Linked DNA regions of Homo sapiens: all the other regions are linked to region 1. A link is a loop called in an ENCODE intact Hi-C map of the cell type or tissue named here. Cell type or tissue: endothelial cell of umbilical vein. All regions are shown on one strand. Links, peaks and the distances in the headings refer to the core of each region. The heading gives the core; the rest is flanking DNA.

Evidence for each region. Peaks named below come from ENCODE experiments on the same cell type or tissue, not always from the same donor. Only the 100,000 strongest peaks of a DNase experiment are listed, where the experiment ranks them.
Region 2: a loop joins it to region 1, with 10 times the contacts of the local background. A loop is called at or near these places in 37 of 110 quality-filtered maps.
Region 3: a loop joins it to region 1, with 7 times the contacts of the local background. A loop is called at or near these places in 4 of 110 quality-filtered maps.

What each region holds. Positions count from the first base shown.
Region 1 is chr1:196,143,444-196,153,976 of GRCh38, reverse strand. No RefSeq gene overlaps it. Among named protein-coding and RNA genes, the nearest start is that of LINC01724, 60 kb to the right of the region's middle. In endothelial cell of umbilical vein, for the core only: a CTCF peak has its summit at 5,412 (motif pointing left); a DNase peak (open chromatin) is centred at 5,396.
Region 2 is chr1:196,303,258-196,313,790 of GRCh38, reverse strand. KCNT2 (potassium sodium-activated channel subfamily T member 2) reads left to right here. Exons shown (of 28, transcript NM_198503.5): 22 at 8,446-8,557. Among named protein-coding and RNA genes, the nearest start is that of LINC01724, 220 kb to the right of the region's middle. In endothelial cell of umbilical vein, for the core only: no CTCF peak of the experiment used is centred there; a DNase peak (open chromatin) is centred at 4,220.
Region 3 is chr1:196,367,160-196,377,692 of GRCh38, reverse strand. It overlaps KCNT2 (potassium sodium-activated channel subfamily T member 2), which reads left to right. Exons shown (of 28, transcript NM_198503.5): 14 at 4,445-4,553. It overlaps LOC124904597 (LINE-1 retrotransposable element ORF2 protein-like), which reads left to right and starts at 6,515. Exons shown (of 2, transcript XR_007067045.1): 1 at 6,515-10,533. RefSeq lists an enhancer at 3,425-3,961. In endothelial cell of umbilical vein, for the core only: a CTCF peak has its summit at 4,533 (motif pointing right); a DNase peak (open chromatin) is centred at 4,572.

The DNA.
Region 1 (10,533 bases), core at 2,805-7,804:
GGAAGAAAATATTTGCAAGCATATATCTGACAAGGGGTTATTATAAAAAAATAAGGAATTTATACAATTCAATAGCAAAGCAAAGCAAAACAAAACAAAACCTAATTAAAAGTAGGCAAAGGACTTGAATAACCTGAGTGAATATTTTTCCAAAGACATACCATGGCAAATGGATATTTTAAAAGACGCTCAATATCACATATCATCAGGGAAATGCAAATCAAAACAAAAATGAGATATCAACTATGCTTGTTAGTATGACAATTTTCAAAAATGCAAAAATAACAAATATTGGTGAGGATATGAAGAAATCGGAGCCCTTGTACACTGTTGGTGGGAATGTAAATTGGTACAGCCATCATGGAAAGTCATATAGAAGTTACTCAAAAAATTAAAAGTAGAATTATCGTATGAACTATTAACAATCCCATTTCTGGAAATATCCGAGGGAAATAAAATCCTTATCACAATGAGATATTTGTACTCCCATGCTTATTGCAGCATTATTCACATTAGCCAATATGTGGACTTATGTGGTATATGTACAATAAAATATCATTCAGCCTTAAAAAATATGTAAATACTACCATTTGTAAAAACATGGATGAAACTAGAGAACATTATACTCAATGAAATAAGCCAGACACAGAAAGACAAATGCAGTATGATCTCTTTCTCGCTTACATGAGAAATCTAAAATAGTCCCACTCATAGAAACAAAGACCAGAAGGGTGGTTAGCAGGCGTCAAGGGGAGGGGGAAGCGGGAAGATGTTGGTCAGATGGTACAAACTTTCAGTTACAAGATGAATAGGTTCTAGGGAACTAACGCAATGGATGACAACTATATTTCGTAATAATGTATTGTATACTTGAAATATGCTGAGAGGAGATTTTACATTTTCTGACCACATACACACACACACACAGACATACAAAGATAACTATGTGAGGTGATGGATATGTTAATTAGCTTGATTGTGGCAATTATTTCACAAAGTATACATAAGTTGAGACATCATGTTGTATATCTTAACTATATTTAATTTTTATTTGTCAATTTTACCTCAATAAAGCTGGAAAAAAGTAATAACATCGCTATTGTTTTGGTTTCTATTGATGACAGTTTGCTTGACTTGAAGGTGCAAAGACTCCACGAGTTAGATTTTGAGGAAATATTCTCTATGAAAGGAGAATACAGGTTATAGGAATTTTTTTCATAAAACTTTGCTTTATAATGTGTAATAATGTCATAGTAATTATAAAAATAACAATGTTATATTACTTTTTGCTTTTGCGATGGACTTCTTCAAATACAAAGACAGTTTTCTCATTCCTGAATTTCAATCTTTGGATGGAATGAGGTATGTAAATAAGGTCAGGATACCTTTTTTGATAAAGATTTCCCTAAAATTATTAATAATTACTTTCAGATATTGAATTTTGGCCCCATTTTTATCCTTCCTTTATCCATACCCTTTATCTTGTGCATTTGCAGTTCCTTCCAAAATACACACACTAGAGGAAGTGTGTATTTTCCTGACCTTTGACTTTATGTTTAATTATATGACTTACTTTGGCCAATGGCATGTAAGCAAGCAGACAAAATGCAAGTGAAAGCATGAGACGTGCTTACCGGTTGGACTTTCTCTTTTGCTCTTATATTATTGTGATAAGGAGAATATGCCCGAACTAGGCCACTGTGTCAACAAGGATGAGAGTAACAAGGCCAATCCTGGGCTCTAACCTGCAGCTTGGAGTCAAGCCCAGCTATGCTCAACCTAGATCAGCTGACCCCCAGATGGCCAACAGCAAGGAGCAAAAATACATGCATTTTGTTTCAAGCCATTCTATTCTGAGGCATTTTGTTACACAAAAGTATTGACATTTTAAATTGACACTTTCACATCTATTCTATTAGTTAAGGCTCTGAATGCTCATATGAGGTAGGTTTTGTTATCTATCTTTCACACACAGAAACTGAGCCCTACATAAATTAAGAAATGTGTCCAAAGAAACAGCTAGGAAGCAAAAAAGGAGAAACCTATTTCCAGTGTAGAAAGTTGAATTCTCCCATTAGTAAAAGTATTTTCTAACAGGATTTTTCTGAGTAAGAATTAACTGCATTTCTTTGCAGGTGCCACAGTTATATTTTATTTTGATTTTGACTTATGGGACTGAGTTGGCATTATGGTAAAGTGATTAAGAGTGTGGGCTCTGAAATCAGGCTGCCTGGGTTTATATTTTGGCCCCCAAGTTGCTATTTATGTGCAAGTTATTTAACTTGATTTTTCTGTTTCTTCATCATGATATGGGCCTAAAGCCTTATAGTTCATATGGTCGTTGTGAGATTTATATATGTTAGTACATTTAATAGGCACTCAATAAATATTATTATTTTGGAAAAACGGTCAATTTTTATATTCTAAATTTATATATGTGCTGAGTAAAGTGTTGTTTGTTAGATTTTGTATGCAGGAGATCAGTTTCAACATCTACTATGCAAGAGGAGTGAGAGAAAATCAATCCATTAATTAACAGCAGTCACCAAATATGCCTGATGTGCAAACATTTTTTAACCCTGAGATGGTCTGAGAAACTTACTAAAATCTGTACCTATGAATTGTAAGAATGTTCAAGTCAGTAAAATATTATGAACAAAGTCATATATTGGCTACTAAACTCCACAGCCTATATGGCAAATGAAACATCCTCACTTGTTGAAGAAAAAATAAACATGAATGAGAGATAATAAGAGACATGGGAGTAGAGATGGGTTGGGGTCCAACTGACGGAGATTTATAATATATTAACGGGAACTCCTTCTCTTTTGGGGTTAGGAGGAAGTTAAAAATGAACAGAAGATTGACCTTACCAAACTTCTGTTTGATGAGAAAATTCATCTAGTTGCAATGTATAAGATGTATCAGTTTGAGTAAAGGTTGGAAATACAAAGCATGAGGTGTAAAAATACGTAAGGCATTTCCCAAAGACATTATTTATCGTCAAGGGTAACTTTCCATAGCAACACGTATCTTTCAGTTAGAGCCTGTGTCTCAGGTGTAATTGTGTATTAATTGAATTTGGTTAATATCTGTTTATGCTGTTACTTTAAAACTTCCCGATAGCAGATATTATGTTTGTATGTTTGTTATGTTTATTTAACATTTTGTCCTCAGAACCTGCAGCAGTGATTGGCCCACAGTTGTTGCTTGGTATCTGTTAAATCAGTAAAGAGATAAATGATAAATGAGAAAATGATACAATGAGACAATGAAGATAAATGCAACATTTTTTAGATTAAATATTATTTAATCAAAATCTAATTTTATAATTGAACAAAGTGTAAGAATAAGTGTTTCAATCAAGATTATGTAAATTAAATGAACTTAATTTTTAAAACTACTTTTTCATTGAAATACAAAGTTTCACTGAACTTTAAATGTCAGGAATATTTGAATCCAAATACGGGAAAATGTTTTCCATTCTACTCTCTTCTGAAATACAATAATATAATTTGTGTTGTGTGTCTTGTGTGTGTGTATGTGTGTGTGTGTATGTATGCATGTGTGTGTGTGATACTTGAGCTAACATTTCTAGGTAGTTTGTCCTGGGAGATTGTCAGGGTTATTGAACTATAATACTTTTAAAAGAGAATTCATACATTGAAATCATGAATTTGTTAGCTTGAATTTCGTCTCTTTTTCCCAAGAGACTGTGAACTCTTTAAGAGTAGAAACTTTGCCTTTTTAAGCTCTCTGCTTCACAAAGTGCTTGGTACATCATTGGTGATCATCATCTATGTAAAGGAATGAATTTTTCTCATGTTAATCTGGAATTAAAGATGTAAATATTCTCTAAATTCTAGAAATAGTGACCGTTTTGCTCAGTTTTATCTTCCCAGGGACTGGATATGTCTGTATTTACATCAATAGCACACTCTCTTGATTCTGTAGCTTTGTATTAAGTTTTAAATTGGGAACTGTGAGTGCTCCAACTTCCTTTTCAAAAATGTTTTGGCTGTTCTGGTCCTTCACATTTCCACATACATTTTAGAATTAGCTTGTCTATTATTGAAAATAAAGCAGCTGGGCTATTGATAGGGATTGCACTGAATCTATAGATTATTTTGGGGAGTACTGCCATCTTAACAATATTAAGTTTTCTAATCCATGGACCAGGGATAGCTTTCCATTTTTATTTAGGTCTTCTTTAATTTCTTTCAACAATGTTTTGTAGTTTTCAGTGTACAAGCCTTGCACTTCTTTTGTTTAATTTATTCCCAGGTATTTAATTCTGCCTAGTTTTGTAACTACACTTTAGTGAAAACAGTCATGCTCATTTACTTACCTACTGTCTATGTCTGCTTTCCCTACAATAGGAGAGTAGGTGCAATAAAAAGTTTGCCCACCCCTTGTCTAGAAGTCTCCTGATAATACTCTCTGCTAACAAATACAGCAGGAATCATTTTTCATAAACACTCTGAGAAATTTCAGTATTCTCTCTAAAGTTGCAATAAAGTAATCTTTACAGTGCATAGAAATGTCTCATCTCTTATCTTTGGGCCATTATCCTCTGCAATTTCTAGTACAATTTATTATCTGCTTCAACAAATCCTCAAATTGCTGTCCTCTAAATGACACATTGAGGGTCTCTAGGACCTTCAAATATTATCCTTAGATTCCAGATAAGCTGCAGCATTACAATCTGGATTGTTTGAGCTTCATAATATAGTAATACTAAATAAATATTCTTGCTCTTTTGACACAGACAACAGAATGCAGTGTGAGGGATGTCAAGTCATCTGGGAACAACACTTTCTTAAGAATTCATCTCAATTTCTGCGTTTTTTGGAAAGGTCCTTAATTGTTTGCTGCCTCTGCAAGCTAGACATCTCTTTCAGCAAATGGAGACCCAGATGGTGAGGCAAGAGAAGGAATGACCAAATTAATGAAAATGTTCTTTCAGCTTGTTATTGAGCTTGTTATTCTCCTGAATGCTTGCTCTGCGACTGTTATGCTAACTGACCCTGTGGGTAGAGGAGAAGGAAATATCTCTTCTGTTAAATTAAAAAATAATAATAAATGACAATCAAAAATACAAATAGAATTATATTATTTCTTATTTTTGAAAGATAATTGTGCCAACATCTCATACAGTTTTCAACAAAATAGATTTAATTGATCTCCTTTGAGGGGTAGTCAATCAACAACAGGTGGGAGGGAAAAAATTCCAAAACTCAGACCTGAAACACATCTCGAAATACAAGAACAATTGGAAGAAGACACTTACTAATGAGAATTTTAAAATTTAAAGGCTTGACTTAGAAAGAAATCCAAGTACAAATAATGCAGACTATATTATTGGTTTATCTTTGAAATTGCTTTGTGACAGCACCATCTTGTGGTTAAATTTAAAATAGTTTTCCACTCTAATCAAAGGTAGGCTTAAGCTAAATACATAGTTTCTTATGATTAGTCTAACATATGTTATACTTATAAACCATGGTCTTTTTCTATTTAATTTTACTGTAATTTTAAGAATACGCTTTTTATTATTTAAAATTCAGAAATGTTTTCATTTTATAAATTATTTTGAAAGATCTTATTGTACTCCTTGGGGCTAATTTAATAGTTTAAAAAGTACATAATACTTTTTAATACCAAAAGTTATATTTGAGCAAAGAGAAAGGTAAATATATCATGAGTTATACATAAGAACTTTTTAAAAATCAGAAATATTGCCGGCCGGGCGCGGTGGCTCACGCCTGTACTCCCAGCACTTTGGGAGACCGAGACCGACGGATCACGAGGTCAGGAAATCGAGACCATCCTGGCTAACACGGTGAAAACCCGTCCCTACTAAAAATACAAAAAAAATAGCCGGGCTTAGTGGCGGTCGCCTGTAGTCTCAGCTGCTGGGGAGGCTGAGGCAGGAGAATGGCGTTAACCCAGGAGGCAGAGCTTGCAGTGAGCAGAGATCCCGCCACTGCACTCCAGCCTGGGCGACAGAGCGAGACTCGTCTCAAAAAAAAAAAAAAAAAAAAAAAAATATATATATATATATATATATATATATATATATGAAATATTTTTATCTTTGAACTTACTTTTTAAACATTCTTAAAAAGTTAAGGAAATTATATCATTAAACTTTTAACAAATGTTAGACTCTAAGGGCTAGATAAGATAAAGGCAATAATCAGTATAAGACAATAATCAATACAAGGCAATAAAGGCAATAATCAGTACAAGACAATAATCAATAGGCAATAATCAATACAAGCATGATAAATATGAACACTGTAATAATAAAAATATGATCAAAATTTGTGTTATTTACATTGTGTTAATAGAGAGCATGAACCAAATGTTTAAGAATTTATACTGCTGTGGTCTACTCCTTACGCCGTGATAGGAACTATTCTCAATCAATTTCTGTTTTTTTTGTTGTTGTTGTTGTTTTTTCAGAAACCTCTCGTAGTAGCTAATTCCCACCTCTTCCCAACCTTATAAATCCCATGTTAAATCTCCTCCATAATGCAAAATTCCTGATTACTGATTATGGGCTTTGTTTGCAAAGAATATGGCTTTATTTCAGTCTTCTTCAGAATGTATTTCCTGTGGCTGTTTAATTTAGATTGTGTGTTTATCACCTTGAGGATCACATCCAGCCTCTCTGACTGTAGGTGCAAAGTATGCTGAGAATGAATAGAACCTATATTCTTCAATCTGGAAGGCAATTTTGGTAACTCAAGTTCAGTTTGCCAAGAAGGAAATTTAGACCCCAAAAGTGAAGCACGTTTTCTAAAACCAAACTAGTGTAGGCTGATTAACCAAGGGGAAAATAAAATACTTTAGGCTTTGAGGTACAAGTTTTTTTTTAGCTCAAATTATGATTTGTGAAGGTTTTCAAAACATATACACAAGGCCAATCTTGTGATTATATGTTTAACATTTAGTTCTTTATAGAATAACATGTTTCTAATGACAATAATAATACAAATATGATTTAGTTAAAAATAACTTCTAGTTTCTTCAGTGGCATCTATCCTAGGTAAGCAAACACGTGGGTCCTGTTTTTGCCTGCAGACCCTGTCTCTCTCTAGATAGTTGGTGTTAGTTGTTTGCCCTGTGACCTAACTTACCTAATAGGTTCCAGAAACATTGCTATTTGCATAATTATTTTTTAGCTGTAAGAGTGGGAGCAATGTCATTTTACTTTCATTTCTAAATAGCATTATCTGGCCGGGCGCAGTGGCTCACGCCTGTAATCTCAACACTTTGGGAGGCCGAGGCAGGCAGATCACTTGAGGTCAGGAGTTTGAGACAAGCCTGGGCAACATGGTGAAATCCTGCCCCTACTAAAAATACAAAAAATTAGCCGTGCATGGTGGCCGGCGCCTGTAGTCCCAGGTACTCGGGAGCCTGAGGCAGTAGAATTGCTTGAACCTTGGAGGCGGAGGTTGCAGTGAGCTGTGATGGTGCCACTGCACTCCAGCCTGGGAGACAGAGCAAGATCCTGTCTCAAAAATAAATAAATAAATAAATATTGTTCTCTAATAAAAACAATGAGATGAGATGGCTTATTTTAGGGCTGGCACAATGAAAAATATGAGATGAGCGTTTAACATCTTGTACAGCCAGGAAATAAGGGGAGGGGAAGAAAGGAGTGATGTCAAAAGGACACAGAAGACAAGTTGAATGAGCTCCCACTATGCAAAGCTGGATCTATTCCAACAACATACTAAATAATAACAGCAATAGATTGTAACTCAAGGAATGGAATATTTGTAAATAAAGAGCTATCATTTATAAATGAATAAATATATTTTCTGAATATATAAGTAGGGGAGAAGGGGCATATCTTTTAAATAGAAGGGGTCAAATAATAAATGTAGGAAGGATGAGGCATCAAAAATCACCGTTAGAACCCCGTAGTAACTGATGCTGCAGGCAAGATCCACTAAGGCATGCTAAAAACAGTCAGCAAAATTTTAAGGAGAAACAAGATATTTGTATAATTTCAACATATTTCCCTCAAATCTTTAATAATTCCTGTATTCATTTTAACTTATATCCAAAATTATTTGATATTATTCCATCTAGGAAGTGGAACTTAATTTGCCTCCCATTGAGTGTGGCATGGACTTAGTGACATGCTCCTAACAAATAGAATATGGAAGGGAACAATAACAACTTTAGAGGGGAGAAACCCAGAAGACAGACACCGCCTCCTCTAAGTGATCAACATTAACATCATGAGTAATAAGTCAGGTTGATAGCATGTCACACTGACATGATGTAGTAAGAAGGACACTGCTGGCCAGGCGTGGTGGCTCATACCTGTAATCCCAGCACTTTGGGAGGCTGAGGCTAGCAGATCACCTGAGGTAGCGAGTTTGAGACCAGCCTGACCCACATGGAGAAACCCCATCTCTACTGAAAAGACAATATTAGCTGAGTGTGGTGGCTCATACCTGTAATCCCAGCTACTCAGGAGGCTGAAGCAAGAGAATCACTTGAACCCGAGAGGCACAAGTTGTAGTGAGCTGAGATGGCACCATTGCACTCCCGCCTGGGTGACAGAGCAAGACTCCGTCTCAAAAAAATAAATAAATAAATAAAATAAATAAATAAATAAATAAAATAAAATAAGGACATTACTGTGATTTTCTTCTCTCAAATCCAAAACTCCAATCAAATTATGATAAACATTAGACAAACTCAAATTGAAAACAATATTTCTTCTAAGGTGACAAAGTCATGGAAATACAGTCATAAAAAGGAAACAAAATAAGCGTGAGTACAGTCACGAATTCAAGGAGACTAAGGAGACATACTGACGAAATGCAATGTGGTGTCCTGGTTTGATTTCAGGCATTAATGGAAAAACTAGTGAAATCTGAGTAAAATATGTAATATAGTTATTAGTATTTACCAACATTAATTTCTTAATATTTATAAACATACCATATATAGTAAAGTTAGATGTTAACATTTAGGGGAAGTTAGGTGAAAGGTGTATGGGAATACACTGTACTATGTATCTTTGCAACTGGTCTGTAAATCTAAAATTGTTTTAAAATTGTTTACTCTTTTACAAAAAGAGTAAAAGTGTAGTTTTGAACCCACTCCTGCTTTTCTTGAGTCACTGTGTGTCTATTCATCTAAACTCTAGAGGGAGCACAATGGTTTTCTGGTCAGAAGGATTTCCATCATCAGGACATCTTATGGTATGAATATGACAACTTGAGTTGAAGTTTAAAAGCATATGGGATTTCCATAAGTTACGTCACTAAACTGGGAGATGAATACTCTGATCACTGGTGGCTGAATATCTAAATAATTGGCTGTAGCTGCAGAGTCAATGGAATTAATTATTGTCTGCCTTATATTTTCTTCGGCCCATCATGCAGATTTACCAGAGCCTTTCTGTTGGCTAGTTTGAAATTTGTAGTCTGTCAGCTACCCTTATTAGTTATTTGCTTACTGCCATCGATAATAATGACAGTGATAAAATCTCATTCATATTCTTATAAAATCAAAGACTCAGACAGGGGATTCCCAATTTCTATTGCTAGAGATGTATCTCCCAGGGCTGTGACTGTTCACAGAATCTGAGTACACCTCCCACGGCAACTTCTTTTCCATATTCCTAAACATGCTATTAGTATGAAATTAATGAATTTTAAAAAAATCTGTTCCTTCTATATTTACATCATTTTCTAACAAAATACATAGTCAGCAAAATCTCTGGGCTCAGAATTTTTTGTTGTCTTCAGTAGCACGTCTAGCAAAAAACAGTGCCCCCTAGGTGGCTTCCAAATGTCTGTGAAAGTGTGAGTAGTGAGCAATTGCATCAGATAGTCATCTCTTCCAAAAGGCCAATGATCGATGCTATGTAACTCCTGATGTCTGCCCGAGGCTGCACTCACCATGGGTCTCTGTAGCCACAATTGCAGCAACAGAGAGGCACGTTTCTCACATGGCCCCAGAGGAGCTGTCTATCCTTTAGTTTTTTTAAATCTCTGTCAATACCTGCTGCTACTCTTTTTCAAAAACACTTTTTATGTGTCTGCTGGTATATAGACTCCCAAATGTGCATCTACAAGTACAGTATCATTCTTTCGAAATCCAGATAATCAGACCTCTGCCAAAAGACCGTACAACTATCATGTCAATAGTTTGTTTGGAATGATGGTAAGAGTAGTCTCAGAAACGACTTCAGCAAACCAAACAAGGAATATTTATTTAAAGAATACACAGGGATGTCAGTGCCATTCCAATCGTGGCACAACAATTAGAAAGACAGTTCAGGTCACTCAACATTTCAGGCTTTTGATCTCAAAGTTCTTACCAGAGATTTTAAGATTTCAGAGGACACCATCTGAATGGAGGGCCATTTCAGAACTCCTTCAGTCCTGGTATTTTATCGAGTAGCTTGAATAGTTTCACACATAGATTGATCTGAGCCAGATGAATCTCAGTGATCTTGGAGTTAATTAGTATTCATTGTGACTACTAGGGTACAGG
Region 2 (10,533 bases), core at 1,863-6,862, 160 kb before region 1:
ATTGCAAAGAAATTACCTCTGTTCTTTCCTTTCTTATGCCCTATCATGACATTACTATTATTTCTCTAAGTATATAACAGTATTTTTTAGGAAAAAATTATATGAAACTTTTTTTTTGTGTTGTGTGTTAAGCTGCTAATCTGTGTATGCTAAGCTAGGCTAGTTTTACATGATAAAAAGTAAGACAGACATTTATAGGTTTCTATGATATAAGAAGAATCACTTTTGCTCATAAATGACCAAAATCACACAGACTTGGGAGTTGCATTTTACAGATGTGGTTAATTATCATCCTCCAGATCACTCTTCTGCATTCCTTGGAGATTTTAGTTCCTGATTTACTATGACTCTTGCCAACCCTGATTATCATAATTATTGATGATTTCAACAATCTTACCTAGATGATCCTTTGAATATCTGACCTTCACCACCCATTCTCATGGTCATAGCCTAAACCTTGAACTATGAATAATTTTACACTCCACATTCTCAGTTTCTAGCATTCAACACTCTGAGTAGTGCTACTCATTTTCTATCTAATTTCTTCTAATATTCTCAACTCTTAATAGTCCTTTGACCACACTGGAACCTGTCATCCACCGATCCTACTACCTTTTTACTTACCCTAGTCACCTGAGGGCTTTTTCCCTTCCTTACCCAGATTCAAATCTATGATCAGTCATGATAATCACTGCTGCACTGAAATCCTCAATGGATAATTACTGATTATCTACTACACACTGACACTGATCTCAACTCTCTCCCTTTTCTCTCTTCCTCCTACTCCCAGTTTTCTCTCCTTTTAGGTTCTCTACCCACCACCTTGCATGAAATTCCTTAGAGGCAGATGACAACATTCCAGAGGTAGGATCCAGTTACCCTCATCAGTAAGCATCAGACAACTAGAAATCCAATCACAATGGCTGGATATCAGACTATTTAGGATTAAAGCTTTGGGCCCCATCTCTAAGAGAACTAAATTCTTATACATTAATTATGCATGCGGGAATAGTATCTTTAAAATATTTCAGCCAATCCTTGTATCTTAAAGAACACCATTAATATTCTCAATCAAGAGCCAATTTCTAATTCGTTGATTAGTAAGGCCTAAGACTTTGATAGAAGTACAGATAACAGAAGTAATGTTGTGTGAACATTCAGATTAAAAACCAAAGCTTAGGTGATGAAATAGAATGCCTGCTGCACCTGGTATTTAACTTAAACCAATGCATGCACGTATCACATTGTTTATTTTGAAGTGTTTCGAAAAGTAAATTACAGACATCATGAGAGTCCTAGAACGACCTAGACAGGCCTTTTATTTATCACTTACCCTGATTCGTTCCTTCTCTCATGATGAGTTTTATCATTTTTTAAATTTATTTATTTATTTATTTTTCTCGCGGAGGGGACACTCTTAGTAGGCCTTTAAAGCAGCAAACTTTCTCTGGAACTACCTCCAGTCCAGAGGTTCCAAATTCCCTGGAGGAATAGTGTATCTCCACTCCTTTACTCAGAAGACTCCTTGAATCCTAAGCAATTGGCTGTTCGCCTCCCTACACAGTATTTCTGCATATCAAAGACAATAAGGAGATAAGATCTTCCTCGGGTTAGATCCTGTTGTACCTCTCTCCCCAAAAGGGTTTTTATTTACACATCTAAAAGAAGACACTCAAGTAAGCCATCCCAGTACAAAGAGCTGCTAAAAAGTGAAAGAAAAGCAAGTCCTCAATTTCAAATTTAAATGTATCCTTCTAAAGATTTAGCTAACAAGACAATCATTACAATTGGAAAACATTTCATGTTTTCATATTTGTATGAACAAGTACTAATATCTAAACAAAGTTTAAACCCACAAAACAAAATGTGCTTTGGATTAGAAACAACCACAGTAAAAAGTCTATGTCAAATTGATCTACCAAAATATCCCACTTGGTGGCTGTTTGGCATGTCACTGGCATCTGTCATTATTTTCATTTTACTGAGAAAGAAATAAACATTTAGAGAAATTTAGTGTCTCATCTTAGCCCATCTAGGAATTAAAAAAAAAATGGCAGATTCAGGGCTATGACCAGAGTGTCAAGAAAGACAAGAGAACTTTACCTAGGAGCTGGGGAAAAAAAGTCTCTCTGGAGAGCACACAGAATATAATGTTTAGGGCAGAATGGGTACAGAATTTGTATGGTAAAAGTCCAGGCGTGACCTAGTTGAGAAGTCCCCTTGGGTTGATTTTGTTTTAATACAAAGATTTTTGGTTGCTGTTTTTGCTTTTGTTTTCTGAACTTTAGCTGACCACACTTGTAAGATAATGAGCAATGTCAATGGAAACATTGAAACAGGTCATGGATTGTTATCTGGTTGGAATGGAGCAACTCCTGCATTAGATCTATAGTAGGACAGGATGACTTCTGTGGCCATGCCTGCAATTGTGATTTGTTAATGTATCATGCTTGGCCCCTAGGTTTATTGAGCATCTAGTAAGTGTCAGGATTGTACAGGATGCTGTGGCTGCAGTGATGAACAAGGTGGACATAGCTGGTGGCCTTTGAATACTAATAGTCTAACAGAGAAGGTATTAAGCCAGTCATTTAAAATTTTAATTAGAGAATTATAACTGTGGCAATTATTGGGGAAAATATGTAGAATTGTATATAGACTCAGATAATAAGAATATTTGCTCTAGTCCCATGGGTCAGGGAATGTCTTCCTGAGGAACTGATAATCTTTTACCTGAAAAGTGAAGAGAGACTAAATGGGCAAAAGGATGGGTACAGCACATTCCATATGGCGGCAGCATATACGAAGCTCTGAGATCCTGGTAGTGACTATTCAAGGACTTGGAGCAGAGCAAGAGGAAGACTGGTGCGAGGAGGCTGAAATGGAATTTAGAAGCCATATTTTCATGGCTTTGTAAAGTATGTTCATATGTTGGTCTGAATTTTAAGAATAATAGGAAATCATTGAAGAATAAAGAAATTTTAAAAGATAACTGCAGGTACAATGTAGAGAATTGTTTCAGGAAAAGAAAGAGTGGGTGAGAGCCGACCAGTTAAAAGACTTCTGTATTGCCACAACTATAAGAGCATAGAAGGGCAAGTTTTGTTTATTTGTTTCTGTTTTTTTAAAGAAAAGAATATTGTCTTAGATTGGCACAAGTAGTCATAATCTTACGAAGGAAACAACATGTACATGCACATGGAAAATGACAGATTTCTAAATAATATAACCATAAGTAAATAATTTAAAATACTCAACATGTATAAATACAAGATTGATATCTTTATATAGTGAAAACCACTTTTAATGTTTAGATTGGTGATGGTTTACATGGATAAGATTTTTGAATACAGAGGATTCCTTATATTTATCATACTGTCATTTATTACTAACTCAGACTCCCTGAAGTATTTTAAAATTATTTATGAAAGATTACATACATTTATACTTGTTTTAGTGTTGATAGTCAATTGCAGTCCAAAAATCCCAAGTAGTGTTTTATGTGTATCTAAGTGTGTCTGTATACCTCCTATTAATGTATACCCCCTGTTAATTAAAAACATTATTTCCAGCTACCATGGCAAATCAGAATTTATAGTGTAATATATAGCTCAGTAGGTAATATTTTGAATAATGTGTCATAAACATTTTCCAATATTCTTATATTTGTGTTTTTTGCTTTATGATACAAATACAGCTAGTTTCAGAGTTCCCCCAGTAGCCTGTGAAATAGAATATATGGTGTGTTTTTCATCTTTATATTGGTTAGTAAAAATATTTATTGAATAAATTAATGCAGGCAGAGAACTCTTCCATAGATATTTTACACATCTCCACAATTATATTTACATCACTGAGTCAGAACACGAAGTAATTGTAGAAAAGTTTTAAATAGAACAAACTATATCTTCTTTTTTTAATTACAGTATTGCTCTATTATGTTTCTAGTGCCCAGGGAAAAGAGACGTATTATTTCATTTTAATTCTAAAATGTTCTACATGCAAAATGTGTTTAGCTTATATTAAGACCCAGAAATAGATTTATGGTGTTAGTGTTTCAAAGGAGACTAAATAAATCTATTAGACAACCAAATTTGTAAATATAAAATATTATAACTGAATACAAGTAATAGTCTATGGATATAAAGGGGGTTAACATACAGTGTTTCATTATGTAAGTATTAGTTCTAGATTTTTCACTAGGTGGCAGGCTTAGCTAATACTTTCAGTTTCTCAGTCCAAAATAACATAAATGTTGTAGGTTCATTTATGTAGAACAGAAATGGGAGGCACATCACGTAAATTATGTTGTCTTATTTAATTTCAACTCCAGAAGCCACTCAAATACAAGGACTGGGTCACTCAACCATATTTTCACTCACTTTTATTAAGACCCCAAATACTTCTAGCTACATATATGTGTATATTTCTATTTGATAAAATGTGTTATAAAAGAATAATAAACCAAAGAATCCAGGTAACCACAACTTGATTCAAAGTGAGAATACTGGTTTATATCAAAGATAAAATACATATTTTTAAGGGAAATAAAAATGTTCCAAAAGTTAAACTTGATTTTCATTAGTTTGTAGCTACGTTTTCCTCATAAATTCTATCTCTAGCCTGATATCTCAACACTGTCCTAAATGTTCTTCATAATTTATCCATTCACTAGTGTCTTAATGCTACTTAATCTAGGAGTGTTTTGTTAGCCAAAATGTATCACCCCTAGAAAAATACATATATCCTTATAATTGGTGAATTTTTATTGTTTCATCTATTATATTATAGTGTTTAAAGTCAGGAATCTTACTTTATGTGTTTATCTATCTCCTGGAGACCAGAAATTTCTAATAGTAAAAACTTGATAATTATTCATTAAGGCTAAATTGAAGTAATTTATAAAACGTTATTTTTAAAAGAGTTGATTTTTAATATAGGAAACATGAATCCATTGCTAGATATTGTTAATAATTTATTTTATTTGGATCATCTGTGTCTCCTTACACTGGTCTATCTTCCTCTTTATTATAATGGTGGGGGAAGCTTCAGAACCTAATGCTGTGGTGTGACCCAGGCCCTGCCACCTACTAGAATGTTACCTTGAACATACTATTTTGTCTCTTTGGTCCTCAGTTTCCTCATCTATAAACTAATAATTGGAGGTAAATCATAGAGTAGTTTTTTGTAGTTTGAAGAGGTGATGTGACCCTTTCAATTTCTAACACAAGTTAGAAACTATTGAGATCCAAAGAAGTCAGGCAGATAGAGATAAAAATATTAGGCAGGAAGATGTGACTTTGGTGTAGGCAAAAGTGGGCTTTTAAAATCCACCCTTGAGAACCATGGTGAGGAGACATACTGGACAACCACAAGACTTGTCCTAGAGGGCTTATCTCTCCTCACAGCTTGGCACAGACCAGTACACATCTAAAGACACTGAAAAGATAGAGTCAGGGTTGAGACAGGCACCCTCAGCTCTTCCTGGGGAAGGAGAGGATACAGATGGAAACACAAGAGGGTTCCTACCTGATGTGAAGATTACATGAGTTAATCTTACATAGACAACTCTTAGAGCCGTGCTTTATAGTTATTGTTTTATGGATGTGTGTTACCCATCGGAGAGAAAAAAAAGAGGAAAAGACAAAGAGGAGAACCTTAGATCCGTTAATTTTTCTTTTTAAAGTTCAGTGCATGAATGTGGGATTTGTTGTCTGCATGAGTTTATAGGGCTTTGTGCTCATTGATTCATTTTTGTCCTATTTTTCATTTTAGTTTCTATTTCCCCAGATGATGGAATTTTGTCTGTGACAACCATATATGGTGAATATCTTTAGTGACATTGTTATTTTAAAATATTTCTTAAATAAATACTTTGAAACTCCCATATGGTATGAAATTTGGCAGTTGGTGGCATTTCCCAGGCCTACCAGATGGAGTTTGCCAGCCAAAAGTCAATTGACATTTTTTTTCCATCAGGCCACTTTTCTAATTTTTAAAGAGTTTTTGAGAAAATAACTTTTATTTATTGAATGCACTATCATGGGTGACTTTTGAGTGAGAATAGAGCTGCTAAAAGAAAATCATGTGAAATATGGATAATACAATGTTTCTCCATAAACTATTCTAATTAAATTCAGTGCCCTCTTCATCAAGATTTAATCTCAAATGCACAAACATGAATTGAGAAATTGTTTAACAAAGATTTGTTAATTAAAGGAATATAAGGTTATAGTCACTTGAGAGGGAAACCATGCTTTCTAGTTGTTATGATTTATTAGGAGAGCTAAGGCATGAATAAAACCAACCAGGTAGCTAGAGAAGCCAACAGGTAGTGTAATCAATAAATCAGATACTGGGCAGCCAAACTGGAGAGAATGATTCTGAGTTTAAAAATTTTTTAAGTTTCATCTTGAATGGATTTGAGAGCCACTTTAAATATTGGTAGTGATTTCGTAGTATAGAGATTCAGGAGAAAAGTAAACAGAAAAGAAATGGCATTTCAGGCAGAAATAACATCAGAAAAATTTTAAAAACTAAGAAAATAGTAATAACCGATTTAACTAAGAAACAGTACCTTTTGTATGTAGCCACTAGCTTCATGCTTTGCTACATCCTTTCTTTGCAGAATCTGATATTTAGAGTTTCTGTAATGAATTTAAGGTCACAGAACTATTGAAAAAGTTATCAGTTGCACAAATAAAATTACTGTATTTTTAACATTAAAAGTCAGCAAAAGAAATTATATCGTGGTTGTTGTTTTCCTGATATTATTTTAATAACAATTACTACAATTTACCTGAATCAATAACTACAGTAGTATTTATTACCAAAACGAAGATTAAGAACTAGGATTGTTTAGTCAGCCACAATTTATTACCCCTAGAAAAATACGTATATACTTATAATTTGTGAATTTTATTAAAAGATTTCACAAAATACCCAATGATATCCTAGCTCTCAAAGGCCTTGATTAGGTAAGGCCCAATGTTAGTCCATTTGTGCTAATGGCCAAGAGGGCGTGTTAGGTTTTACAGACAACTCTAAAAAAAAAAAAGCAAGCAAACAAAAAAAAACCAAAACTCTTCTTAAGAATGTGTTAGTGTCTTAACCTGAATGGTGACTAAAGCCCAATGTAAACACACCTGAGAGGCAGATAATCAGAGAAGCCTGGTCTGAAGGCTAAGAAAGGCCCTGCTTGCTGCAGAGCAGTAGGGTGGGCACACTCTCCCCAGCAGGAGGGAGCATTCCTGGCAAATCATCCATCAACCTTCCAGAGTTGGACCTGAGGAAAGGTAAAAACTCGTCTGTAATGCTGGAGCTCAAGGACAGGGCTCCCATCTTAAAAGAAGCATGTACCACATCAAGCACTCGGGCACATGGAAGTAACAGCACCCTCATGACTGAATGAGCATAAATTCATAAATTCATAAATTGAGAGCAGAAGGAGCTGATTTGTTCCTGAGCCACACAAACAGGCTGTTTATATTCTGCATATTTGCAGTCAGTTTTAGTCCCTGAGTTCAAGGGATGAGTTCAACCTAGTGATGGGAATTTTAAGTGGTCATAACTTAGTTTAAAGACATATCATATGAAAAACAAAGGTGATTATCACAGAAGTGGCTGCCACAGAGAATACCAAAATATTTAACAAGGAAAGCTACCAGGGATGCATAGATATCAGGTAAGGATCAGATCATGAACAACAGCAAAAATAAAAAGTATTTATTGTGGTATCATCCTGCCCCTTTTCTCTGGGGGAAAGAAATCTTGTGTGAGCGTGTACGTATGTGTGCTCATTTTGGTATATATTTGAGAGAGTGTCAAATGGGAAGAAAGCTAATATGAAGCCATGGGACCTGTGAAAAAAAATTTCAGGATACTTTTGGGGAACACTATCAATGCTTTAGCCTTGGCCCCAATTAATTACAATGAAGTTTTACATAAATTATTTCCTCATCTCAGAAGTTTGTTGTAGCAAGATTTGACATTTAAAAATTGCCCACTATGAGAATAAGGAGCCATAGGACATGAAAGAGCTCACATAGTAGACAAGAAGCTCATTATGTGAAATTTTTGCCAATCAGCTTATTTATCTTTATAGATTTCTGTTTCAATACCATCCACAAAGTAACCTTGTAACTTCTTAAATCAGCTTTATGAGTTTCTTCTATGTTGTTCCATAATTGTAAAGAGAAAATGTCTAAAAAAAGCCAAATTACTGAATTTATTTTTCTTATTGTGCTAAAATGTCTGTTAAAATATTCTTCGGGAAATAGTGTTTCATTTTTCCTGCATTGTATAGAAGATTTTATGTGGCACTGCCTGCTGTTGTAATTGGATATAGTTTTATGCCCAAGGCTAGGAATCACTCACTCATAAATATGTTGTTATAAAAAATACCATATTGGATTGTTAGTGTAATGCAAATGTTCTTTTGAAATGTAGGTTGTTTTCCAGTCTCAGTATTATCACAGAGCTAACTCACCCCGCCAACATGAGATTCATGCAATTCAGAGCCAAAGACTGTTACTCTCTTGCTCTTTCAAAACTGGAAAAGGTAAGACCCCACATTATCAAGTAAATTAGATTTAACCATCTTTATTCAGAAATTAACTCTGTAAATATATAAAAAAAATGCCATGAGATAGTAAAACTAAAATGCTGTTTTGAATTTTTATTTGGGAGATGAAATTCTAATTGATAATTTTTTTAAAAATGTGAATTGACAGATTTGAACGATTTATATCACAGGTAAATATGATGGAGATATTTTGTTCTATTATTATTAAGTATTAAACACATGATTTGTGAAAGAATTAAATGCAACAGAAATGTGTATACTCACTTACTTGCTATGTCATGAAAATGCTGGCTTCCCAGATGTCACCAATACAACCTGACATAAAGCTAAGTTTATTGCTTACCTAGGTAGGGGAGACTACCTCCCCAGTAGAAGTTTGGCAAGGTCTCAGAGGGAGGAAAACAAGGTCAAAATATACTGAGAACTGGAATTTAATTTAATGATGATATTTCAAAACAGGGACTTGACTGGGATTGGGAAGAGATCCGGATAATGCTAATAGAGACAATGGAATTGCAAAGTAATGTTATATGGTCAGAAAGATTTGGTTTCCATTTTCAGTATACAGGCTGAGTGTGGGTGTAGATGGTTTTTGCACTCAGCTTTTACTTACTACTAAATAGTAGTGTACTGAGAGAATTAGATGTGAAAGGAAAAAAAAGACCCAGTCTTATACATGTAAAATGTGTTAACCTGGGTGTGGCGGCTCGTGCCTATAATCAGAGTGACCTGGGAAGCTGAGACAGGAGGATTCCTTGAGCCCAAAATTTCGACGCTGCAGTGAGCTATGATCATGGCAGTGCACTCCAGCCTGGGTGGCATAGTGAGATCCCATTTCTAAAAATAAATAAATAGTTAAATCTAGGCTGTTTTCATTTCTTATAACAATATAAGAGGTAGAGAAAATGATGCCTTATATTTTTTGGTTAGTTATTTCTTTTAATTACCAATTATGACAGACCAGATGCTGTCCTAATTCCTGGGAAACATATTGTTGAGTAAGGTTGTGTCTGTACCCTCATCTATTGATTTATCCAAAGCTAGTCACACACGTGATGTTTATAGAGCCTTACCCTGCTTTTTTATGGCCACAGGGAAATTGTTGTTGTGCCCTGCTTCCAGATGTGGAAACTGAGTTTGAGACTAGATAGATACCTCTCCCAAGATTATACAGCTACCAGTTCAATTCAGCAAGGCATATGTAAGGCTATTAATATTCAGGACAGAAAATTTCCACTATGCCACGTTGCTTTAGCAACATAAAAAAAGATGGCAAGCAGGGCTAAATTGACTCAGACTTGAAAGCAAACCAAATAATCAGAAAACCAGCAGGAATCCGTGCTGGCATGATGTAGTAGTACAGCCTCCTTCATGGGAAGTGAGGTAGAATCACTTGTGATGAAGAAGCCAGGATCTGTAGTCAGATTGGTCCAATTCACCACTGCTTTTGAGAAATGGAAACTGGATAAATTATTTCGTAGCCTTGGGATTCTTATGTGGAAAATAGTGGTAGGAGCTATTTTAAATAGTAGGGTCATTATAAAGATTACAGCACATAATCTATGCAAAACACTTAGCCCTGCATTTGACATATAATTAGTACTCAAATAAATGGTACTAAAAGCATAACGATACATTTTATATTTGTTGATATTGTCACTAATAAATATTTCATTCTGTGCATTCTAGTTGTTGACGAGTCAGTTGACGTAGCAAGGTCATAATTGTGGAAGGTAATTTCAGTATTTGTGAGCATTTGTATTGACATGCTTGTGTGCTTATTGCATTAGGGAAAAAGAAGAAAAATATGAGGTATATATGCCAGTCAATTACATATATCTCTTTATCCAAAGGAAAAATAAAACTTAATATTTTTGCAGCAGGCAAGAAGGCACAATTTAATACCAGGTATCTAGGCTAAACTCCCAAAGAGAGAGACACAAGTTGCCTTC
Region 3 (10,533 bases), core at 2,192-7,191, 220 kb before region 1:
GTACTACTTAAGAGAGTTCTATTCCCTTCTCTTTCTGCTTGCAAAGTGATCAGTTCTTACCTCAGATCAGCTCTCTATGTATTGCTGACTAAAATCAGCAAGGTGCTGTGAACAAACATTAGTATACTTGCCCTTTTCAACCACCTCTTCTAAACATCTCTCCATAGGTAGGTGGTTTTTGCATACAAAGAGGAAAATGGGTAGTAGGGAAAAATAGCAGTTACTGTTATTGATGTATTTCTACAGTATGCATTTCTATATTATCTAAATTTTGTGACTGTCTCTTCTATTTTTAATTAGAAAATTATTTGATAAAAATTGGCAGTTTTTGACTTGAAATTCTCCCCCCCACCAAAAAAAATGTATCTGATAAACCTGAAAATGTACTCTCTCTCCCAGCTCACCGTCACTCTCTCCAACACTGCTTGGTCATACTATCTGATGATGTTTATGCCCATGAAAAGGATTCTTTTGATGTTCTAGAATAATGTTTCTGTAATTTCCATTCTTTCAGTGTTCTTGCTCAGCTCATCCTAGCTCAGCAACCATTCTAGGGTTGTAACTTAGATCATATCATTACCAATAAACGTCACTCCTCTGTCATCTCCAATCCTAGTGTGTCCTTCTCTGACCACCACTTCCTATCTTTGTAGTTCACTCCCTCTAATGAAGAACTTCAACTATCTTTTGACCATACAAGACCTACAATTCATTGTCCCTACCAAATCTTCACTGCCATTTACACCCATAGGTCTTGTCTTCCCTTCTTAGCCTGCTTGAATGTCATGGCACATTATTAATAACCTACATCTTCGATTACACTTGTGACAGTGTTTATGTGGTTTGTGGGCAATAGGGAAACAACTATGAGGAAGCGGGTCAGAAAGTAAGCTGACCTAATGATTAATGCTGAATGGTGCTGCAAGCTTGTTTTATTTCATTTCTCCTCCTTCTTTCTTTTTTAATTGGTTTAATAAAATTTATAGGGATGGTTTTATTTTAGTTGAATGTGTCAAGAGTGACCCAAATTATGTAATCAAGTCTTACAAGGTGGAATGCTAAAGAGTTGGAAAACATGAAAACCAATTAGAAAGTTGTTAGCCTAGAGGAAAGAACATCAGAGTTTGAATAACAGTCCACAATCCCTTAGCTGTAATTCCAAAACCAGGAATCTCTGCAACATGAAAATATTTTTGTAGTCTTGGTGGTAAAACACGAAATTATCTGAAATTATTTGGTGGTAGTTCCTGCACTGAACTGCCATGAAGCTATTTAACCCTTTATTTTTTCTACTTAGTATAAATATTCAAACATTTAGCTGCAGAAACAATGATATTTTTAGGAATAGGTTGTTCCTTGGATATGTTATATAGTGTCTGGTAGATGAAACATATTGCCTTTCTAAAATCTGAATATTTTTTAATTCTGAAATTTGATATCTGAGCCTTAAGAATTATGGATGTATTAGAAACCTGTAGTAAGTAGTGAGAATGACAATGGGAAAAAAAGAAAGAGAGGGGAATTTGATTGTATAATCCATAAACTTTGGCTATTATAATGTATTGGGAAATGAGGGGCAGTTAGAATGAAGGAATATTTTCAGTATTTTAATTCAGGCTGAGGATTAGTGGTTAGTTCTAAAAAATGTCCCAAGAGGAAGGATGGATTTGGACCTAAGAGGACAAGTCTAGATATAGAAGCAGTTCTATTTTTCAGATTGAGTTTTAGCTCTCTGTGATGCATGCAAATAAAGATTATTATCCAGTTGAATATTATATCATATCTTTTTCCTTGTATTTTCCATTCTTAGAAATTAAATAGCTTTCTTAATGAAAAGAGTACTGAATTTACATTTGTTCTAACAAAGGCTTTCATGATAATTATATATTAACTTATTTATCTAAAAATGGTTATTTTCTCTGATCCAGTACTCTCTTTTTATAATAAATATTTTGCAACACTTCCTACACTATTTTGAAATGAAATTCAGAGTAAATATAACTATCTATACACATAAAGTATAAAAAGTTAGTATAATATTCTAATTCTAATATGAAAGAGAAAAAATGGAAATAATAATAAAAAGCATGTTTTTTTAATATGTAAACACTCAGGCATGAATAAACAAGAAGACAGTGGGAAAAAAAGACACTTTTACCAATGACAAGGTGCTAGGTTTTGACTGATACATATCATATATTAATTTTTATTAATGACTTACATACAATGCTAAACATAATAAAGTAAAATTTCTCTTAATTTACACCGCAGTTGCATCCCTAGATAATTCAGTGTACAAAGGAACAGTGCATACATACTTTGTGTTTATGTGTAAAATTGCCACCATTGATGGTAGTACATATACTTATTGTTGAAAGGGCTGATAGACACTGTAAAACTTTTACCAAATGTAGAAAAAAGACACATGCAAATACAAAAATGACTATCGAAATGTAGGAATCTTTTGCTTCCTTCTAATTTTCTCTGATTAGTACAGTTTTTGAAACATTAGCCACTGCAGCAAAATCTTCCCACAGCCATTGCCCCCCAAACTCAGATGCACACATTTATTGAAGAAAAGGGAGGAGACCTAATTATTTTTTTTACTTTTTTAACTATTGAAGGAAAATACAATGAGATATTTTCAAAGTATAACACATCCATCACATTTTCTCACATTCCCCTACTGAAAGAAATATGGTTTGTGCACTGTAGTAAGGAAAAGTTAATAATTGCATGCTACATTGCATATATGGTAATCATACCTTCCAAATTTTCTGTTACAGTTTGAAATTTTAACAATTCTATGTGGTAATAAATGTACATATTTTTCTCAGATCATCTGTTCTAATTTTTGATTTGAAATTTATGGGTTCCCTATGTATTGATATCATATGATTCTACAGTAATAACATTCCGGGTTTAGCAGTTTTGTCACTCTATTTTCACAGATTGGGCATACACACTCAAAATTATTTTGAGATAATATTGAAATGATAGTTTAAAAACACTCTTCTTTTGCAAATCTTATGTACACTTCCCTGCATTCAAAATTGTATCTAGAATCTGCTTGCCTTTCCTGCAAAGCAATAAATAATCTGGTTATGTATTTCAAAAACATTTTATGTCAATTATAATATATTGACAAGTGGGTGTGGGGAGAGAGATTATCAGTAGAAACTTGATATTTTTGTATTTTTGAGTAAATCCTGACATATATCCATAGTATATATTTTCTTCCATAAAATGTGAAAGAGAAACAATAAAAAATGAAAGCAAAATAAAAAGTAGTATGCTATCTCATGTACTAAATCATATTATAAAAACAGGGCAGAACGAAAGTCAATGTTTGTCCAGAGCATTTGCTAAACCATTTCCCATGTAACCTTTTCTTCTTTCTTCATAAATTGTATGGTGTTATGTATTCATTTTATAGATCTAGCTCACTGACAAATTTGATCTTCTATTTCTTAATTTTGCTAAAAGTGCTACTTTTCTGCCTAAGAATATGTATTTTCTTAGAATTTTAAACCTTCTCTTTATTTTTAATACCAGCTATACTTGTTTATTTGGGAAAACAGGTTTTTGTTTTTTCCAAAATAAACACTATTTAATCACTTTTTAAAAACACGACTTCTGTAGAAAATAGAATATCTGGCATCTGAGCCCTCATTCCTGCATAACAATGCTTGGCCTGAGTAGCATCATTCTCTTTAGATGTGGCCTGCACTTTCCCATGTGCTCTCATTTCTAGCACTATTATTTTTATGTCATTGAATTTCAGCAGCCATTTATTATGTTTTCTGGTTGGACCCTATCATCTTTTGGGTTTATGACTTTTAGGAATTTGGAGTTAAAGTACAATTTTAATTTCAATTTATTTTAGCAAATTCTATTGCTTGATATTACAGTTATTTTCATAGTATCAAATATATTTCTTCTATGCTAGGCACATATTATCTGCTAAATCTTTTAATAATTACTTTCTAAAATTTATGCTGTGTCATTATGAATTTGATATATCAGTACTCTTCTAAATCAGTACTGTTGTATTTTATACTATAGAATTATCAGAACAAAAGGAGACTTTATAAAGTATTTGAAATATTTTAGACCACACCTCAAACCCACCTGCTAGGCATAGGAAGATTAAGCATTTTACCAAAAGTTGCCAATTTTGTTAAGACAGGGTTAAGCATTTTAGCAAAGGTTGCTAAATTTGTTGAGACAGGAGTGACCCCCAAGCCAATCACTTAACCCATACTCCAGTACTCTTTCTTAGGAGATATATTTCCTGGGGATAAAATTGCACTTGTAAAAACATCTCTAAAACAAGTATGTTTATATTGAGACTTTTACCATTTTATTCATTTTGTTTTATTTTTTACATTTTATTACTCTCCAAAGGTAAATTATTCTAATTTACCTATTTTATTTCAAACAGATCATGTTGTTTGTGAAGAAGAGTTTAAATACGCCATGTTAGCTTTAAACTGTATATGCCCAGCAACATCTACACTTATTACACTACTGGTTCATACCTCTAGAGGGCAGTAAGTATATTTTTTCTTTAAGTTAACCTTTTAAATTATATAAAAAACAATAAGGGCAGTTATGTGATTTAAAAATATAGAAGGCCTACGTATACAGCTAGATATGTACCTATACTTGAATTTGTGTGAGTTATCTTTATCTGGTAGATAAATAAAGACATGTTAAAGAATCCAAGACATACAAAAAGTGAGTAATTTGCTGTCTTTTCTCAGTAGTCTTGAGATAGTTTGTTGCAACTTATTAGTAAATTCTAAGTGCCGGCATCATTTGTTAGGCCTAGGATTAGGACATTATTTTTATTTTAAAGATGAATACTTCTGCAGCAAATGAAACATTTAATTAAAGGATTCTCACAGTTATTAGTATAAGAACTTAAAGTCAAATTTTTCTGTTCCTGAGGTAAGTTTTATCTGAAAGCTTAATGTACACAATTGATGTCAAAATGGCAATTTTATAATAGAATAATAACAAAGTAGTTGTATAAAATTAGCTAATGCAGTATAAATCACTTTTTATATGCATTTCAAGGTTGGAGAAAGTTGTACCATTAGAACCTTTTTTATTCTTGTTTGTTTATTTTGATAGAGTTTTATGAAATACAGAAGTTGTTTTTGACTAGGATGATCAAAGAAAATATAACTAGTGAACATAGTCATTGCTCTTATTTAAAGAGACAAATGTACTTCATTTCATATCTTGTCATATTTCTAATCTTATATTTCAGACAAAATGTTGATTTTCGAAGTAAATTCCACTTATGCTAGTGGTTATGATTACTCATATTAAGTAAGTTAATTGATAATTGTTTAGGTGAAGTGTCAAATCAAATAAATCCAGAAAAAGGAAAATTCTTTTTTGAGATTTATTTATAGATGGATAAGTTGTTAATTTAAAAGTAGTAAATACTCAGTGTTATATAAATTAGATTTTACTGTCTTACTTCTGACTGCCTAATTGGGATGGTAAAAGTTTCTTAGGAGCAATTTTCTCAAAGTTGTGAATAGGAATATTTCTATTCTATATACTTACAAGCCTTTAATCTGTGCAATAGGAAGGATGTAACAGGATTAGGAATGACGTTTATCTTCTTTGCAGAAAGTGTTTGTCATTTTGATGCAATTAAATAAAGTACTAAAAATTATTTTAACACCAATTAAGTGAACATTCATAGAACTCATCAAGTGTCTTCATTATTTTTCCGTAACGTCTTCGTACAGACTCAGACAACTGTAATGATGACTATCTAGGCAACTTCATTGTTGTATACATGAGTGATAAAATAAGTCCCATAAACACTATATAACACAGCTCATTACTCATGACTGAAGTTAAATTTCGTTGTGCATCTCCTAGTAAATATTATTTATTGACAAACAGTATTGCCTGGTGAAAAAGAATTATACTTCACATAAGTTAAAAAAAGATTTTAGTGATCCTTAGAATAAGACGTTTCCCAACATACTCTAATGAATTTTGCCTTATTAAAAAAGAAAGCAATGTTGTTGAAAACATTGTTATATAATTAAGGATTTCCTTTAAATAAGAGTGACTTGCAAAATTATTTTACAACTGTGTCACAGTAAATGCTATCATCCACCATAATAACTTCTTATAGTAGATTTATTGAAATAAAACTTACATACTATACAATTCACCCATTTAAAGTGTACAATTCAATATGTTAAAAGTATATTCATAGAATTATCCAACCATCACCATTAAATGATTCCAGAACCACATAAAGAAATTATCTACCCTTTAGCATCACCCTACATTTTCCCCCCACCAATTCTTGCAGCCCTAGGCAACCACAATCTATTTCTGCTTTTATAGATTTACTGCAGCCTCCACAGTAGCTGGGACTATAGTCATGAACCACCATGCCAGGCTTTTTTTTTTTTTTTTTTTTTTTTTTTTTGTAGTGACGGGATTTTGCCATGTTGCCCAGGCTAGTCTCGAACTCCTGGGCTCAAGTGATCCATCTGACTTGGCCTTCCAAAGTGCTGGAATTACAGACCTGAGCCATTAGGCTCAGCTGAAATCATTTTAGTATATTTGGTAATACAGTAAATAAATGAACGTAAAGAATTTTAAATAATTTGGTTTTGCTTTAGATTCAGGGGATATATGTGCATGTTGGTTACTTGGGTGCATTGCATAATGGTAGAGATTGGGCTTCTAGTGTACTGGTCACCCAAATGTTGAACATTGTACATAATGTTTTTCAAGGTTCATTCATATTGTAATATGCACCAGCACTTTATTCCTTTTTACAACTGAATAATATTCCATTGCATGGATATATCACATTTTATTTTTCCACTCATCAGTTGGTGGGTATTTGGGTTGCTTCTAACATTTTCACAATGCTGCTGTTAACATTTGTGAAAAGGTTTTTGTGTAACATAGGCTTTCATTTTCTTGCGTCTATATCTAGGAGTAGAATTGCTGGGTCGTATGGTCACTCTGTTTAGCTTCTTTAGGAACTGTCAGAATATTTTTCCAATAGCACTTTGATTATCATCATCAATATATCAGGATGCTACTTTCTTTACATCATCAGCAGTATTCGTAATTATCCGCGCTTTTTTTTATCATAACCATCCTAGTGGGCATGAAGTGGTCTCTCCAGCAACTTACCCAGTACTCTGACTAATACAATTCCCAAGGCTGATTAAAACTCTTACAATATAACATTTTCTTTTTCTATTTGTTATTATGTTAATTCCAGTTCTAGCTGATCTGTCAGTCATAAATAAATTAGATGACTTCATAGAACTGTGTAATTTATATTTTTAGAGAGTTTATTCTGTATTTTAATGCTTCTCAATTTTTTTCCTCATTTTTCAGACCCGCTCACTTTATTTACATTTGAGTGTTCTGTGCTCTTGGCAGTGGTATGTCTTATTGTTGATTAAATTAGCATTTTTATTTATTTGGCAATCTTGTCAAAAATAAGTTTATTCTCAATGAAAATAAATTTATTCTTCCACAATGGTTGAACTAGTTTACAGTCCCACCAACAGTGTAAAAGTGTTCCTATTTCTCCACATCCTCTCCAGCACCTGTTGTTTCCTGACTTTTTAATGATTGCCATTCTAACTGGTGTGAGATGGTATCTCATTGTGGTTTTGATTTGCATTTCTCTGATGGCCAGTGATGGTGAGCATTTTTTCATGTGTTTTTTGGCTGCATAAATGTCTTCTTTTGAGAAGTGTCTGTTCATGTCCTTCGCAGTGTGGTGATTCCTCAGGGATCTAGAACTAGAAATACCATTTGACCCAGCCATCCCATTACTGGGTATATACCCAAAGGACTATAAATCATGCTGCTATAAAGACACATGCACACATATGTTTATTGCGGCATTATTCACAATAGCAAAGACTTGGAACCAACCCAAATGTCCAACAATGATAGACTGGATTAAGAAAATGTGGCACATATACACCATGGATTATTATGCAGCCATAAAAAAGGATGAGTTCATGTCCTTTGTAGGGACATGGATGAAATTGGAAATCATCATTCTCAGTAAACTATCGCAGGAACAAAAAACCAAACACCACATATTCTCACTCATAGGTGGGAATTGAACAATGAGATCACATGGACACAGGAAGGGGAACATCACATTCTGGGGACTGTTGTGGGGTGGGGGGAGGAGGGAGGGATAGCACTGGGAAATATACCTAATGCTAGATGACGAGTTAGTGGGTGCAGCACACCAGCATGGCACATGTATACATATGTAACTAACCTGCACAATGTGCACATGTACCCTAAAACTTAAAGTATAATAATAAAAAAACAAAAATAAATAAAAAAAAATTTATTCTTTAGAAAAAATCACCTTTGAACATGGACTATAATGATTTCCACAAGGAAATGCTGGATTATCAGTCCAGTTTGTTAACATTCAACTGGCCCATCCTGATTACATTTCAGCTTTATCAGAATTTTAAAAATTTAGCAATTCATTTTCTTTGTCTTTCAATTTGTTTTCACAATACTTAATTAGTCCCATCCATGAGGTAATCTTTTTCACCTCAGTAATAATCGAGGGGTAAGAAAAAGAGAGAATTGATAAGAAAAATACTGCTTAGTTAGAATTCACAGAAGTTTGCCACTGATTAGATATGAGTGTAGAAAAGAGAGAGGGGGAAAAAAAGAAAATCTCCTCACTTATTGACACTGGACAGTAGAAAATAATGAAGTACATAGTTGGCAGAAGGAAAAGTGGTTTGATATTGGATGTATTTGCTTTCTGATGAAGACATAATGTGGTAGGAATTGCTGCACGCTTGGTTCCTGAGGTGGTGGATCGTGCCAGTCAGGCTCACAAATGTGAAGGAGGAAGTAGTAGGGATTTGGGAGAAATGACAATTTGAGACTATTTTCTAGGAATTTATTAATTCTAGGAAATAGAGTGAAGAAAAGGAAAGCAAATATAGTATAGCATAATAAAATAACACTGAGATAGGATTTCTAAAAGGAACTGGATTGTTAACAACATAGATGATTCTAGATTAAGACTGAGCAAGCATTTTGGAGGCTGTTCTCTGAGGACTTCTGAAAAAACAATTTCTACAATGGGGATTTTCTTATTGTGAGAAAATATGAACAAATTAAGGAATGATAAGAAATGAAGTGTGGTTGGAGATTGCTACTTCATTAGGTTTGTTCATTAATCGAAGAAAGAAAAATAATGGAAGTCCTATTGCACAGAAATGTTAAGGAAAGCTTTTTCTATGTACACAAGTATTTATCTATTTTTGTTTGCTTTTAATGTTTAAATTTTAAGTACCACTAAAGAAAAAGAGATTGAAAACGCAGTGAGGGAGTAAAGGATGAGATCCGGAGACTGGAATGCTTCTGCATGATAAAGGGAAAATCATTTATTCCTTAGGAAGTAATGGGTGAGGCAAGTGGTGATTTACACTAATTTTATTTCTGTGGAATAAGGAATATTGCATTAGTTAAAAATGTGTTCTGCCCCATGTAATGTAATATCTCACTGAAAGTAGGGGTGGTGTTTAGTTTACACCTTAAAAACTATGGGTTCAGCATCCAGAGCAGGCTATCTGACTCAGTGACGTCATCAGAGCACGTTGTTCTGTTTTCTTATTCCAACATCTTTACCCTATAGTCTTTACCCTTCAGGATTCTCTTATTGTAATCGTAAAATGCATTCTCTGCTTCAGGCTAGTCTTCTAGGTAAGAAGATGGAAGAATGTCAAAGGGGCAGATTATTGCCAACTGAGGCTATATTTAAGGCTTTCCATGAGTCCCACTCATTGCCTTTTAACATATAATTGGTCAGAGCCCTGTCACATGTTTCCAGACATATCTCAAGCATCCTGAAACATTAAGTATTTTAGATTTATAGCTTTTTAATAGAGAAAGGCAAGGGAAGAGTGGTTTATAAAACATTTTGGAGTAGTCAATACAGTTTCTGTCATTTTGTCACAGATTTGTGATTATCATTAAAAATTATACATAGCAAAGAAACTATGCTTTCATATTTTGCATAAAGGATATATTTCACATATTCAAATGTAGGCTTGATTCTAGTTGTATCTGTTAGTTATGTAAATATTTATAAAGTACATATACATCTACACATATATTTACATACAAACATATGCATACATTTATTTAGAATTGGATGTTTACTTTTTAAAAATCATTAGATTAAATATCATACGAACGAAATGGTAAATCAAAGGATCTTAGAAGGGAATATATTGAATCATACAAATAACTGAGATCACCTAAGTTTTACATGTGAAGTACCACGAAGGTCATTGACAGTCATTAAAGAGAGAGCTCAAATTTGGTGATGCAATCATTCTGCTAAAATAAATATTACGTATACCTATGGTATAGTTACTACATGATTTTTTTTTATAGTTCTTTACCTGAATTTTAATGTTTCCTGTCACAAACCAAAACAAGTCATATGATTATTATTATAAA